Regions from separate parts of the Mus musculus genome. Here region 1 is linked to region 2. The links are chromatin loops, found by intact Hi-C in ENCODE. Cell type or tissue: left cerebral cortex. All regions are shown on one strand.

Region 1 (8,000 bases), 1.3 Mb after region 2:
GGAGAAGTTTTCTGCTGTTTATAGATTACCTACCTTAGGTGAGAGATAGAGAGAAGATTCCTAGTGGGGCTGGACCTTTTCTGCAAATCCCATGTGTGTCGAGCTCAATGTCACAGTCCTCCTCCAAATGCCTGACGATCCAGAATGTCAAAGGCCACAGAGCTGATCAAGAGCAATGCTGAAGTTGAACATGACCCTTTCCAAGACTCCTCCTTTGGGATTCTGCCTTAGTTAGGGTTTTACTGCTGTGAACAGATACCGTGACCACAGCAACTCTTACAAGGATAACATTTAATTGGGGCTAGCTTACAGGTTCAGAGTTTCAGTCCATTGTCATGAAGGCAGGAACATGGCAGCATCCAGGCAGGCATGGTGCAGGTCGAGCTGAGAGTTCTACATCTTCACCTGAAGGCTGCCAGCAGAATACTGACCTCCAGGCAGCTAGGATGAAGGTCTTAAAGCTCACACCCACAGTGCCACGCCTACTTCAAAAAGGTCACACCTATTGGAACAGGGCCACACCTTCTAATAGCGCCACTCCTTAGGCCGAGCATATACAAACCATTACAGATTCCCTAACCCCAGTCCTCCAAGGTATAATAGACCATCCATCAAAATGGTCTCCTCTAGTCTAGTGACCAAGTCCACTGATATACAGGCCCCAGGCCCTGCAAAATCACACACAATCACACACGTCCTGGGTAAACCACCTCTACCAATGGAGCTGCAGGTCACTCACTTAACAGAGGAGAGAGATGTCACCATGATGACCTCTGAGCTCAAGCCAGCTCCCTCCAGATTCCCACATCTCATTATCACCTAACAAGCATAACTTGGCATCTCCACTGCTCAGCGTCTTCATCCTTCAGAGGGGTTCCCAGGAGGAAAATATTTGGGCTTCCAAATAACCCAACCTTCTAAAGCAAGGCAACTGGCTCAGTGGTTGATGGCCTTGAGGCATCTGTGAGAATGGGGTGGACTGGTAGCCCTGTGGCTCTGCAGCCCACACTCTGGGTCCTATGAGGAACACTTCCCAGTGCCTGGCATGAAGCTCTGGCACGTGCTTCAGCTCTGTCCTCAATGGCTTTGACATTGTCCCTCTGCATAACATTCTTATTGTGCCTGCAAAGCCACTGGATTAAGGCGAGCAGGCAGAGCCAGCTCACCAGGAGGAGGCTGATCAAGAAGGGGAGACAGGGAGCTTTAAGAAAAGCTGAAGGTGACTCGCCTTCCAAATTAGTGGCTTTGATTGGGAAGGAACCTGCTGATCGTGCATGCACAAGGACCCTGGGGAAGCCTTGCGTCTTTACCTGGAAGCTGCAGGAGGCACACGGAGCAGGAGGCTGCTGTGTGTTGTCCTTAGATCGTGTGACTGTGAGACCTCTCTGCACCCAAGGATTGAGCAATGGAGGGAAGTGTGGTTCAGAAGGGTCACAGGATCCGGGAAATGCATCGTCCTAGTGTGAAGAGTGTCTTCCCTCGCTGTTCTTATTTATATTTTATTATGACTCTTATCAAATGTTTTCTTGTAAGTCATCTCAGAGCCTTTGGGGAATAAAACAAAGCAAAATAAATGCTTTGGAGTTTAAGTGTGGGAGGGACAGCGCCGAGCAGCAAAAGCATGTGGTAGAGTTGTCAGAGGGGCTTTGTAGAAAGACAGAGAGAGAGAGAGAGAGAGAGAGAGAGAGAGAGAGAACGCAGCCAGCAGCAGAAGCCACAATTAGACATGTCTACACTCCCTTAAAGCCCATGAGACAGGTCTCCACGTTCAATCCATCGCAGGGGCAGCTTGCATTCAGAGGACTCCTTCCTCAGCTCCCCCTGAGCCTAGCACTGTGCCAGTGATGAACAAAGGACTAGACCATAATATTCAAATCCTTGTCCTTTTTATTTCTCCCTGCTGTGTAAGCCTAGGGATGTCTTTTAAATTCTGCTTTAAATTAGTGTGTATTCAGTATAACATTTACACACATGAATGTCATGTACTTTCTCTCCCCTCCATCCCCTGCTCTCGTCCCCTATCCCTCCTCCACTTCATATTCCAGTTCCCTTCCTCTTCCCAAGTTGTCTCCCTCCTGCTTTATGGTTTACTGTTCCTTCTGATTACAGCTTTCATATATGAGGGGAAATATGCCCTCCTTGTCTTTATGACTTGCCTATTTCACATAACATTATGATCTCCAGTTATAACCCTTTTTCCTAATAATTACACAATTCCATTGCTCATTATAAATTAATAAAACCACATTGTGTATTAGTTCCAGGTTTTCTTTAGCCATTCATCTGTTACTGGTCACATATGCTGATTCCACAATCTGGCCATAGTAAACATGGATGTGTGGGGATCTCTATTGTATGCTGACTTATGTGCCCAGGGGCAGTATGTGAGATTATCCGGTGGTCCTATCTCTAATTAAGGAGCCTCCATACTGTTTCCATAGTGACTAGTTTATATTCCCCATCCCACCCCACACACAGGCATCCTCGCCAGTATTCATTATTGTTTGATTTTCTTTTCGTGATAACCATTCTGAATGGAGTGAGAAGGGCTCTCTGATGTAGTTTGACTTTGCATTTCCTAGATGGCTAATGATGTTGAACGCCTTCTCATATATTTAGTGCATGCCTCTTATGAGCTATGAATGAGATCATAGAGAGCTCACCTGCTCAAGTTGGACTTGACCTTCATGCATAAAAGAGTTTTCTGCAAATGTGGGTCTTAAAACTAGACGTGTTGCCATGAGTTGCCTCCCAGGCTCAGGACTAAAGCCGAGTCTAAATGGGAGTCTAAGTGTTCATGGAACAGATCTCCAATCCCAGGCGGTGATCTGGAATGTGGAATGTGGGAATACCAGAACAAAAAAGGCTGGAAAGTCTGGGGACAGCTACATAAAGGAGGACAGATGTCTCTGATGCTGAGGAAGACAGAAGTCTCCAGACAAGGGGAGCAGTATGCATGGAAGCTTAGAGATGAGCATTGTGGGAATGCGGAGAACCATGTGGAAGCTAAGCCAGCCTCATGTGGGAGGTGAGAAAAGTCTGTCTCTGGAAGGAGCTAGCTCCTCAGTATCAGAGCAGCCAGGAAATGTGCCTAAGCCTGAGCTTCGGGTGTTTGTTCTCTCCTGCTTAATTTCTGAGGAAACAGAGCAAGACCGGAAGAACACCTCAGTGGTTTGGTGTTCGCTTGCATGGGTGAGGCTCTAAATTTAACCCCCAATAGACTAGCAAGGCTAATAATCCAATAATCTGCATAGATAGATGGATGCATTATATTCTGTGTGTGTGTGTGTGTGTGTGTGTGCGCGTGTGCGTAAGAGAGAGAGAGCAAGAGAGACTGACAAACATTCAGACAGAGACAGAGAGGGGAGGGAGAGAGGAAGAAGGGGAGAACTGAATGCCACGTAAATACTTAAAAAGCAAAGAACCACAGACTTCTTGCACACACATCCAAATGACAAAGTCCCTGGAATTTCTGCCTTTTTCTGAGTTTAAAGGACTAAAATTAGGCTTGTCTCAGAGAGGGAAGAGCTCCCGGTTTCAGAGAAGGCTATAACACTAACACCTGCTACTCGATCAATATGTGGTGAATGAATGAATGAGCAGAGGAGAGAGCCACTCGTTATTTTTCAGGCACGGTCCTCTTTCCTTCCAGTTGGGTGATGGTTACAATTCTCATCAGCTGTAAACATTCTCACTAGCATATTATTACTGAACACCCAGCAGAGAGCCCAGCCCTCCATACTAGGAGCCTCCAAAGTTAACATAGCCAGGATTTTATTATGAACATTAAGTCTAAAATCTTAGAAGGAGAACTCAGGTGGCCAATCAGGGGTAGAGGTGAGAAGGGCTCTTCTGCCTCATCCCATGGGCCCTGCACATATTCCCTGGCCCCTTCCTGAATACTCCACAAGGGACGTCCTTCCTCCCTTCATGACCTAGAGCCATGCACCCTTCCTCTACTGGGGATAAGAAAAACTGCTTCTCTCCCCTACAGTCTCCACCCACCTTAGCTGCAATCTAACTTTTAGTGATGTACAAGTATTTAGTGAGCATTACCTCACTGGTTCCTCCTGGATACCCACCTAGGTCATTTTTAGCCTCGTTTATAGATGTGGAAACTTAAGTTCCGAGAGATCCAAGGCCCCTCGCCCCCAGTGTGTGAGTCAGAACTGAAATCTCCATAGACTGCTCCCAACATGCCTCCCACCCTTCGTGAACAACACTGGGATTTGGGGCACATTCGCATCCATACCACCAGTGCTGTTGATTGCTTACTATTCTTCTTTAGAATGACTCAATTCGTGTTTAATTCTTAAAATATATTTAAAGAAAATCATATATATCTTTGTGCAGCGTATGAAAACCTTCTCAGTAGCAGCCGGGAGAGAAAACAGCGAGTTAAACCAAATGGAAGACTGCTGCCTGCTGAAGATGCAGGGCCAAGCCCAGATCCTACTCGATCTCTATTCAAGGGGGGTAGGGGACAGGGGTGGGGGCGGAAGAGCAGGTGGGCAGGGCAAAGCTGAAGAGTCCATGGACACTGGCCATTACATCACCAACATGATGGTGGAGCTCTCAAAGTATCCCTTTCTCATCCGTGATCCAGTGCTGCAAACACTGAATCTGGCTTCTGGCAATTCCTCCTAATTACTTAACTGTAGCAGCATTTGGGCCACCTGAAGAAAATGGTACCTCAGTCTGTCCTGCAACTTAGTCGTCTCCAGGGCTCAATGTTCATCCCAGAGCCCTGTGCCACCTGCTTCATGGGCCAGTTCTTCCTCAGAGTGACCCGTAAGTCCCCGTGGCCAGTACCAATCCCCACAGTTGAAAATCATATCTAAGTCCTTACCCACATGAATGAGACCATCATCGATGGAGAAGCCCAAACCACTCCCTGAGAAGTGACAAGCTGCAGGCTGCTTAGACAGCCCTCCATCCTCACTCTGATGGAATCCACTGTCCAATGACAGACCAAGAGGGGCGGTACATGCCAACAGCCTAACTGGGCTTGTGTGGAGCACTGGAAGAAAAACAAGGATGCATTGTCTCATCTGGGGACAAGAGCTGTGGGTGATGCAGATAAGAAAACCTCTCTCCCATTGCTCTATGTGGCTCCCCACACAGGGTTGTGGGTAACTGGGGGTACCGACCCCATCTTACATGTGAGCCCCCCACCCAGCAGGCTGCATTAACAGAACAGCACGTTGGCTGCTCCATGTGGAGCCATAATTAAAAAGACCTGCTCACCAAATGGGATTTTATTTTCCATATTCCATGTTTCCGCAAATGTTCCAGGCTTTAATCAAATCCCCGTGTCTCCAACTCATCATTTCCGTGGCTCACGTCCACCATCCTCCAGCTCCTACAAACCCAGAACATGGAACAACCCCCGAACATAGGAAAAGTGTAATAAAAGAGGTGATGTTGGGAGGAAGATTAAGAAGAGAAAGAACAAGTAGACCCTGTCTTTGGCTTCCTTCTTCCTAGAGAGGCCATGTCAGTGCCCAGGGAAATCACATGGGGGCTTAGGAAAGCCAGGGGTGTCATAGATGGGTGGTGGGGGTGAGAATCCTCTAGAAGTTTTCCTGGAAGAGATTATGTGAACACTCTTCCAGGTCAGTCACCATCCACGCTGTCCCTATGCCAACAGAGCTTTTAGGATCCCGGATACTAGCCAAGAGTGGCGGTGCCCATTTATAATGGCTGTGCTCAAGAGCCTGAGGAAGGGAGACCGCAAGTCCAAGGCCAGCGTGGGCTACGTATAGAGACCTTGTCTCAAAAGGAAGTGAAAAAAGAAAGGAAGAGAGAAGAGAATCCCGAATGCTGAACAACCTCCTTGGGCTAGATTTAAGCAGCAGAAGAGAAGCCTTTGCTGAGAGCCCTGGCTCCCCCTAGTGACCGTCAAAGGAATCGACATCCACTGCAAATGTTCTGAATGGGAAGTTCCAGGCTGGGAAAAAAACAAGGTCAGGTCCCCTCTATCCAGCACACCTCAGGGCATTCCTGAGATCTCCTGAGCTTGGCTTCTGGGTCAGACACCTGAAAAGCCCGCCTCTGTGCTGAGTGCAGAATCTTCGCAGTGCCTCGGAGGCCCGTGGAAATTCCATTAGCTTGAAGTCTGAATGCTTGTGAGGGATCTTTAACTCCCTAGTGCCCTTGGTAACCAATGTTTAAGTACAGTCCAAGAGCAGGAAATTAACTCTGCTATCCACGCCATGTGGGCTTGAAAAGTGCACCTAAAAGTCCTCCCCCGTATGTAAATAATTGGTAGTTTTTAATAGCTATTGTTGAGCCTGTGACAGCCCTCTTATTAAGGCACTTACCTAAGTTTTCTGCCTACTTTCGTCTTGGAGAGAAGAGGAAAAGTATGCCCGGTTGCAATAACAATGCTTACCTCCAGGCAGTCCTAGCACTATTCACCGGTCTGGGTGTCGCACTGCCCACAGCTCTGCCCTGATTGGGCTTGCCCTCTGCTCCCTTCTCCCAGGTCCAGGGCATCACACCAGGCAGGATGCCCAGGGAGGGTGTGTCTTCTGTAAGAATGACCCCTAAAACATCTCCAAGGGAAGAAATCTCCTTCGAAGTCTTAACTGCCCAGGGAGGCTGAGTCTTCTGCAGGAATGACCCATAAAACAGCTCCTTGGGGAGAAATTGCTTTTGGAGTCTCAACTCCTTGACTGCCAGGAAACCAGCTGGAGGGTGATGTTCACTTAACTGGAGGCAACAAAATCTTTGCTAAAATAGGCACAGGGAACTCTCCCTAAGGCCCTGCAAGGAGGGAGGGGGGGGGGCGCTGAGCCTTGTGTCCTTTGCAGGAGCAGTTGAGAACAGGAGAGATGTTCCCTGAAAAATCTTCCTCTCTGTATCTTACAATGCTCCCGGAGAGATGGTTCAGTGGTTAGAGGAGGTCTCTTGCAGACGACTTAGGTTCAGCTCCCAGAATTCACATAACATCTCACGACCATCTGTAGCTCCAGTTCCAGGGGATTCCATGCCCCCTTCTGGCCTTTGCAGGTACTAGTCACACATTCAGTGCACAGGTATGCATGCAAGTTAAGTACTCATGCGCATAAAATAAAAATTAATTAATTATACTACATGTGATGGGAGCAGCAATGTCTCCTGCAAAGTGCACCAAGGCTTTTAAGTGATATAACTAATATGTGTGAAGACGTTCTCAGTACCAGAAACTTGGGGAAAACATACCGTAAGTGTGGATGATTCAAAGCTGTTTGTCCAAGGTCCTTTAGTGAGGCAGGAGGATAGCTCTGCCAACCTGGCATCAAGGAGGACTGGAATAAACAAGGCAGGTTGTAGCTGCTATTCACTCCCCCATAGGGACGATGCAAGGCCAGAATATTTAGGGAAGACACATGACCCCCTAGGACAACAGTTTCCAACCTGTGAGTTGCTATCTGCTTTGGGTGTTGAAAGATCATTTCACAGGAGTTGCACATCAGATATCCTGCATATCAGATATTTACCTTATGATTCATCGCAGTAGCAAAATCACAGTTGTGAAGTAGTAATGGGATCCATTTACGGTTGGGATTCATCACAACATAAGGAACTAAAGGGTCGCAGTGTTAGTGGCTCTCAACCACTGCCCTGGGACATGACATTATCATTTATGGATTTCTAGGCTCCGGGGAGGGAGGGGGGCTTCAAGAGGATAACAGATGGATGTGGCCCGGGGATTCCTTTGGGAGTTTTGAGATGTGCAGCAGGCATCCCAGCTCTGGATAAACCAGCAAACTGACAAACCTGATTAGGGTACAGCACAATTTCCCAGCATGGAATTCTTGGAGACTGAGCCCCACCCAACCTGCCAGACTACCTGGGTCCCTTATGTAGACTAAGAGCATTGCCTCCTACTGATGATGGTGGGGCTCAGCCCTCTGCTGAGTCACTAGACACCTAGACCTGGCTTAACACCATCAAACATATTGGAAGGGCCTCCTCCTCCACAAACTACACTAATTAATTTGTGATCCCCGGCA
Region 2 (8,000 bases):
ATGTTGTTCTACCCTACATGCAAAGCCTTCTTTAGGGTCAGCCCCACCAGGACAGAGTCTCTAGCTTCTGTTCCAGCCAATTACAAGCAACACCCCCATCCGGCAGTTTCACTTGTTGCCTCCCAGAATGGACACCACAGAGCCCCTCAAGGCCCCAAAGAGAATGCCATTCGACCAGAGGATGGGCCTACGTGAAGAATACCCGCACCCTGACTCAGCCCCCTGTTTATATCTTTCTCACGAGAACCCAGCAAAGGATACCCCAACCTGATTCCTGTCCACTTTACAGTGTCTGGGCAGAAGAACTGGATCTTCAAAAAAAAAAAAAAAAAGCGCCAGGGACTGGGCGGGGCGGGGCGCTCTTCCTACCTAGAGCAGCGTGGGGACCCGCACCGTGACTGGGAACTAAGGATCCATGCTTCAGTGGGGACCTTGGATTAGGACAAGTTTCCAGTCTGGAAGATGTTAGAAAGAGCAGAAGTAGAGTTTCCAATGGGCGAAGGATAAAAAGGGATTTTTTGAGGAAAGTCGCGGTGGCTTGGGAGTGGCGACCTCAGGAAAAGAACAATAAAATGACAAGGGACAAAAGCTGGACTATGCAGCAGAAGCAGGAAGACCTAAAGGGGGAGTTTAACAGGAATCAGAAGTTAAAAAAAGAAAAGAGGCCACCAATGGAAGAGAGCGCCAGGACCCAAAGCGCATGGGAAGGGCACTTGAGAACCCAGGGAGAACAAATGGTGGCTGAATCCCACCACCAAAGCACTTAGCCACCAGTCCTGGGGACCCGGAACTCTCACAGATCAACGGTCCCCGTCGGGCTCCTGGAAATGAGATCAGGAACCAAGGCGCAGACAAGACCGCTGGAATATCTGCCCTGTGCTTGCGTTTTCCGCAGCATCTCCAGGTCCCTGTGACACTGGGTGCCGCCCCTACCCCCCACCCACAGTAACCATACTGTTGGAAAGGAAGCGCCTGTCACTCCGTGTGGACGTGGCCTTTAAACTGCCCACTCTTTTGGGGAAAGGGGGCGCTAAGCTTTCAGCTACCCACTTCACTCATCTCCCAGCTTCCCTCTTCCCTCATTCCGGATCGTGCCCAAAGTTCCAGGCCTCCCACCGCCACCGCCACAACACACGCCGCCGCTGGTAGCAGCTGCTGGGCGCCGGAGGGGTGTGGGGGGAAGACTAGCAAGCAGGGGGGGGGGGGAGGTGGTGGTGGGGGGAATCCGGTACTTGTCTGGAGACTGCTAGCTGAGCTTTCTACCTGCTCATCTTGGTGCAGGGACCTAAGCCCCTTCTACCACCATTGGGTTAGGTTTTCTCTTTCTTCTTGATTTCTTTGGCTCTGTCCTTTCATCTGAAGTCGGATCTAAGCCCTAAAACTTTGGGCACGTTCCAAACCACCACCGGAAGTCCCCACTGTAAAAGAACAGAGGGGCTGCTACCTAATCATTCCCACATAACAAGTGAAGTTACAGGGAGGGAGGAACGAACGGAAAGTGTCCCACTAACCCTGGCATTTATGACAGCTCCTGGATTTTCCAATCTTTACCGCGCTGCATGAAGGGAACGAGCAAAACCTACAGCTAACATCCATGTAACCTCTTGCTGGAGCCTGCAGTGAGGAGAGCACCGTGGAGGATAGGCTCATGGACTCCAGTTCGAGGTGTAGCCCAGTCTGAGCCTGTTTACTTGTGATGGGACTTGAGCTGGGCATCGCGTTTGCTTTCTGTCCAGAGTTCACTAAGTGACATTACTTGTTCTTTAGACTATCCATCCACTTCATGAACAATAACATCATCGAATATTTACAATGAAGCTGAACTTCTCTTGGTAGGTTTCAAGTGGCGCTGCACACTTGAATCAACAGTCTTTGCACAATTCTACACCAAGGTTCTTCTCAAAATCAGAAAAAGAAAAACAAAAAACCTGCCACACCAAAATAGTCACGTGAAATGTTCATACCTGCTTTAGTTCCATTGGAGTGTATATGGGAAACAATAGCCAAGGAGAGATGAGGCGGGCACGTAAGAGGTGATGTATCCATTCAATGGAATATTATTCAGCAAGAGAAAGGAGAGGGATCAAGACACTTGTCACATCACGGAGGAACCTCAGAAATATGCTAAAAGCCACATGCAATACGACACATTATTCCACTCATATGTAATGTCTAGAAAAGGCAAGTTTACAGATGTGGACGGCATAGCAGTGGTTGCCCCGGGGTTGAGGTTACAAACAGGAACTGGCTATTTTGAAGTGGATTGAAAGCAGTTTCTGCTCAGAAACGCTGTAAATCAAACAGCAATGATGGTTGTACAGATTTGCTAAAACATCTCAGATGATCATTAACAGGAACAGGCATTTCTTTCAGGACGATGAGCGGGCCATTCCGTGACCCACGACTAAACCCCACAGGGGGAACTTCTTGCAAGGCATTTGAAGAGAGAAAATAAGTGGAAAAACTTATTTTCTTCAAGTCTGGTTCTTACGAGCTGCATTAGAGAACCTTATACATGTTAGAGTACTTAACCCTCATCCCTACCCCGTAGTGCTCTAAGCCTCATCCCTACCTACCCCGTAGTGCTCATAAGAGATTAATTCCTAGGGACTCAGACATTCTTGCGCTTGACTCTGCGAGCACACCTACACAGCGTACAGCGTGCATTTCAGAAAGGATTTTTCTTCTTTTTATGATGATGTTAGGATCTATCTTCCAAATCCATATTAAGCACTTGGGTGGAGCAATGTGTGATTTCAGCTCAGATTGTAAAAGGAAAAAGAATAAAGAGAAAAAAAGAGAGAGAGAAGTAACTCCTCAAGTTCCCCCAGGCAGCTACCAAGTTCTGCTGCTTATTTTCTTTGGTGTTTTTGCTTTGCTTTACAGGGGGGTTGAAAACTATGGTTCAAGGTTGTCTATGCCTCCCAATGCAAACCCGAGGAAGCCCAAATGAGCTTCCTCTAGTCTCTGTCTTTATCTGTTTAGCAGAGCTGATAATTTCATGTCTTTCCCTCATCAAAGGGACCCGGTCCCTTTGATGTGCCTTTCCTCTAACTCTGAAGATACCCAGGGCCTAGGTGGCGATTCTTCATTTCTAGCCAGAAGCCCCAGGGTCCCCAGATCTTCTAGAAATTTTTCTTCTAGTAGGCCTTTTGGTAAAAGACCTTGCAAGTAAGGCAAAATCCAAACAGAGAGTAGATTTCCTCAGACTGACTTAGCTTCCATACGTGCATTCCCTCCCAAGGCAGTGAAGGGAGAAAGATGGAATGAGAACACCATGTTGTGTCAACTCTCAAGAAAGAATCAAAACTGTAAAGAGTCACATGTCTTTTTAGCTGTGTCAGAATCCCATCTCTGTCCCTGTCATCTCTGTCCCTGTCGTGTCAAATTTCTGGAAAGAATTGAACAAACATTAAGTCATTCCACAGCAAAGTCAGGATACCACCATAGTCCAACTTGGTGAACTTGTTAGTCTGTCAGGTTTACTTCCAGGAGCAGAAATACCTCCAAAATATCTCCATCACCAAAAGCCTAGACTAGCACGACCCACCAAAGACCTCTGAAGCCTGCTACATGACTTACACTTAGATCATAGTGTCTCTTCCACACAGCCTGGCTTCTCCAAAACTGTCTCCCAACAGTTTATACAGCTGATTATATGAACTTGGAAAAGGGGACGATGAGTGAATCTGGTCAGTCTCAGGGATTTCCTGAAGTTATCGAATTGTTTCTTTGCTGAGCTTAATGGATTTCTATGGAGGATAAAATGCTTCACCTTTTAAGAGCTTCTCCTAAGGACAGAATGTTACCTCAGAGGATACCCCTACGCAGCAATCTCTCAATGGTTGCATGATTTTGAGCAGTCTGTTACCTATCCCCAAATGTGGCTTCCAGGTCTGCAAAATGGAACTATTACCTGAACCTCAATTGCTGTTGAGATTTGCTGTCTACTCTTTCAGAAATAGTAAATGTTGAGCATAGAACAAAGATTCCAAGAGTGAGAGCTATCAATTATTATCATTTTATAACACTTGATCATGGTGCTCTGGTTTATCTGATTTAGAAGAATACATGTTATAATTACAGATTAAAATTGTGAGAATCAGCAATAGGAATCTCAGCCTAGAATACTACAACTGTTGAAAGCTGTTCTAACATTACAGTTTGCAGTGACAACATCAGAAATAAACAGGCTCTGGGTGCATTCTATGTCTGACACAAGTCCCTCAAGTCACACTGGACAAGCATTTCTCTGAGCCTCAGGCCCTATAACTTTGAAAGCTTATCGAAGTTGAGCTCTGGGGTATGGTGGGGGTAGGGTGCAGGGGGCATAAATATATATTTTTTTAATTCACTTTACAGTGAGTGTGAGCTCACTGCCCCTCTCCAGGTCATCCCTCCCACAATCCTTCCCATCATTCCCTTTTCCTTTGGGCGGGTGAGGCTCCCCAACTGGATACCACCCACACCACCACTCCCAACCTTACACATCAAGTCTCTGCCTGGCTAGGTACATCCTTTCCCATTGAGGTCAGACAAGACAGCCCAGCTAGAAGAACATTTTCCACAGATAGGCAACAGCTTTTGGAATAGCCCCTGCTTGCCTCCCCACATAAATGCAGCTTGTTCTTCATAGCGGTTGATTCTTACAGAGCTGACATTTTTAAGTTAAAAGTTTTCTTTCCTCTTCACTAAATGCAAAGAATCTCAGAGGCGCAATTCTCCTTTCTGCCACTAGGAGCAAGCAGGTCACTGTCTTCCGTAAACTAAGACTGCAGGCAGCTGCTCATAGGAAATAATGCCTCCTTCATAAATCTATAGGTAATATTTTTATATCTTACTTCTAGCCTACCCTAAGGGAAATGATGATGTCCATATTATTAATATCCACCATTCCTCGAAGCTAGCTCAGTGTCTGATACATACAAAAGAAAATGAGCCAGTGAGTGTTTTTGAATGAGCTAGTATTTCTGAGTGGATTAAGCCCAGGGTATTAGCTAAATAGTACCATGCTAATATTATACCACAAATGATTCCCATACTCAGTGTCTTAAAATAAAATTTACTATCTTATCTGTGAGTTTGTTGGGTTGTTAGGTCTAGAGTTAGTTGGCCTGTGAAAACTCAGTTTGTCTTTCTGAATTTCTTTTCATCCTTCCGAGATTACGCTGCTCATATTCTCACAGTGAAGTAAACCATATAAGACACCATGGAGTGGGAATATACAAGGCTCCTGAGTAGTGAGGTCCAGTACCGGAGACTTTCTCTTTTAACTTATACCCTGTTGGCCAGAACATACTACAGGACCAGACAGATAGTTAAAACAATGGGAAAATGGAATATGGTTTTTGTTGTTGTTGTTGTTTTGTGGTGGGAGAAACTTCAGAGTTGAGTGAGGAATCATTTCCTTGCAGAGGAGTAGGACATGTTAGAGCAGCTGATGCCTACTCCAAGAGGCAGAAGCAGCTTTCCCTCATTCCCCCTCAGGGCCATCTTGGGTTTTCAGGTCCGTGGGTTCTCATAGACACAAATACAATTCTCCAAAATATTAGAGACAAATGACCGAAGAAGCATTCAGCTTCACTTCAAATCGCTATAACAATGTCCTCACTTTTAATCAAGGTTCATGATGGAAAGGGAGAGGGCAAGCTGAAAAAAATAATGTAATAACAATAACCGCTAGGTTTTATTCAGCCTGTTTGATATTCCAGAAGCATTTATATATAAAACTAACAATCCTCAAAACATTCTTTTAAAGCCTATATTACCATCCCTATTTTACAGATGAGAGAGCTGTGAGATGGAATTGCATGCAGTGGCCAGGTGACTCCAGTTGGTAAACAGGAGAGCTGGGGCTCCAGTCTGTACGTATTTGGTTCTCAAGGTGTCTGTCCCATTAGCCCGCCTTTCAAGGGAGAACTTGGTGATGATCTTCAGTCTTGCTATGATAAAGAGTTGGAAGAAGAGAGGAGAAATAGATCAGATCCTGAAGCACAGTGCCTCATAGGTAAATAAATGTCATTGAAGAGACCATGATAAACAGGTGAACAACAGAGAGAGAGAGAGAGAGAGAGAGAGAGAGAGAGAGAGAGAGAGAGAGAGAGAGAGAGAGAGAGGCAGAAAGAGAAGAGAGGCAGCAAGATGACTCTGAAATTGAGGTTGCCAGCAAGCCTGAGATTCAGATTCAGTCTCCCCAGACTCACACACGGATGGCTAGAACTCTGACTTCTGCGGGCTTTCCTCAGACCTCCATACACATACACACTCATGAATGCACACACACACACACACACACACACACACACACACACACACACACACACAAATAAATTTTCAAAACTTTAAGAAAGAAACAGAGAATGTATATCAGCTAGAAGGCAGCTGTGCAGTAAGGAAGACCAAATACACATGGAGATGCATGTGAAAATGGCCCCATTTCCATGCAGAAATCTGTGGGCTTGAAGGCATTGAGTTTCCTGACCGCCACAAGGATGCTAAGTGTAACTGTCTCACACAAGCCTCCTTTTTCTGCTATGTAGAAATGAGCAGCCCTTGTTTACCTTGCAGATCCCCGTTGCTACTTGATAACCTATTTGTCTCTCTGCTATCATTTGAGGACAAGTAATCCAACGTCAAGACACTCTGATCTGTTGCTTACAGTTCATCCATCTGTTATTTCTTTCCTCTATTAGTACTTGCCCACTTAATGGGATTTGCCCCTGACTCTCAGCAGCAGCAGCACCCACTCATCACTCCAAAGACCTCTGACCTTCATTTCCTATCCATTTCAACAAATGTATCCCCATCTATAACAGATGTATCTAGTAGAAATAGCACTGTGTCTGATGTGTGTGTGTGTGTGTGTGTGTGTGTGTGTGTGTGTGTGTGTGTGTGTGTGACTTATTTGTGTTGGTTGTCTTACCCTACTAAGATACAAGCTTCAGGAGGGCAAAATACATACCCTCCCTTGTTCACTCCTATAACTTGAGCATCCGACACAGGGCTGGGCATATGGTAGGCACTCAGTAAATATTTGTAGAATGAATTCATGAATACTAAATGCATAAATAATGCTATCCGAATGAATGAGTCCTCAACCCTAAAGCAGATGGATCACCTCCTTGAATCTAAGCATGGCACGAATGTCCCTTGTTGACAAAGTGAATGTAAGGATGCCAATTATTCACATTACAAAAAAATAAAAGTAAAAATAAAGAACCAGAGCCTTCGATTTTCCAAGTTTGCATTCAGAAGCTAGTTAAAATAGCTACCTCCCTTACTGGTTTTAAAAAGATAATCCAATTTACAAAATGATGGGTTATAGGCAACTTTCCTAGAGTGTATGGATTCCCCAAATTCAAGTATACAGGTAAGCATGATGACAAGTCTGCAGCCGCTTTTTGACTCCACTTTGTTTGCTGTATGGGCTGGGAAAGTGGTTTACTGAGACACCTCGCAGAAGGCTATTTCCATGTTCATATGTGCATACATTTACATCCCTTTTAAAACCCCTGAATAGAAGCATTCAAATGTGTTTGCTCTCCAGGAGAATCATTGGAAATGTATTCAAGTTTGAGACTCGCTTGCTTTGCAAATAGACTACAATTTGGACAACAGCGAGTCCCATGGAGATGTGTGTTCCAATTTTCATGACCTTTCATTCAGTACTGGGAAAAGAAAGGCAGAAATCATCCTTAATCGTTCTTAATGTTCTAGACTTCGGGTGGTTGAATTCACTCAGCATGACAGGTTAGTATTTCCATATTTGATCTAGATGCTGTACATCTTTCCCTCTCCCAGCTGCCTTGGCTGTCTCTGGCTCAAGGCCGAGTCATAGTGGTGTTTCCTTGTAACATAAGGTGAACCAAAAAACTGGAGTCCTTTTACACCAAAGGTGGCTTAAGGGCTTTCTTCTTGGAAATGGTATTCTGGAACAGACTGTCCATTTTGAGTCACCTCAGTTCTGAGCTGTAAAACGCAATTCACTCCTCACTTAATAA

Evidence for each region. A loop is a pair of places that touch in the nucleus more often than their neighbours do. Peaks named below come from ENCODE experiments on the same cell type or tissue, not always from the same donor. Only the 100,000 strongest peaks of a DNase experiment are listed, where the experiment ranks them.
Region 1: a loop joins it to region 2, with 4 times the contacts of the local background. A loop is called at or near these places in 3 of 42 quality-filtered maps.

The regions. Positions count from the first base shown.
Region 1 is chr8:104,045,238-104,053,237 of GRCm38, forward strand. No RefSeq gene overlaps it. Among named protein-coding and RNA genes, the nearest start is that of Gm39236, 11 kb to the right of the region's middle. In left cerebral cortex, CTCF peaks have their summits at 3,934, 5,897 (motif pointing left) and 7,028 (motif pointing left); DNase peaks (open chromatin) are centred at 2,995, 3,503, 4,151, 4,638 and 5 more places; H3K27ac peaks cover 3,015 bases.
Region 2 is chr8:102,785,767-102,793,766 of GRCm38, forward strand. No RefSeq gene overlaps it. Among named protein-coding and RNA genes, the nearest start is that of Cdh11, 4.7 kb to the left of the region's middle. In left cerebral cortex, a CTCF peak has its summit at 4,734; DNase peaks (open chromatin) are centred at 420, 1,018, 2,754 and 4,726; H3K4me3 peaks cover 1,243 bases; H3K27ac peaks cover 1,462 bases.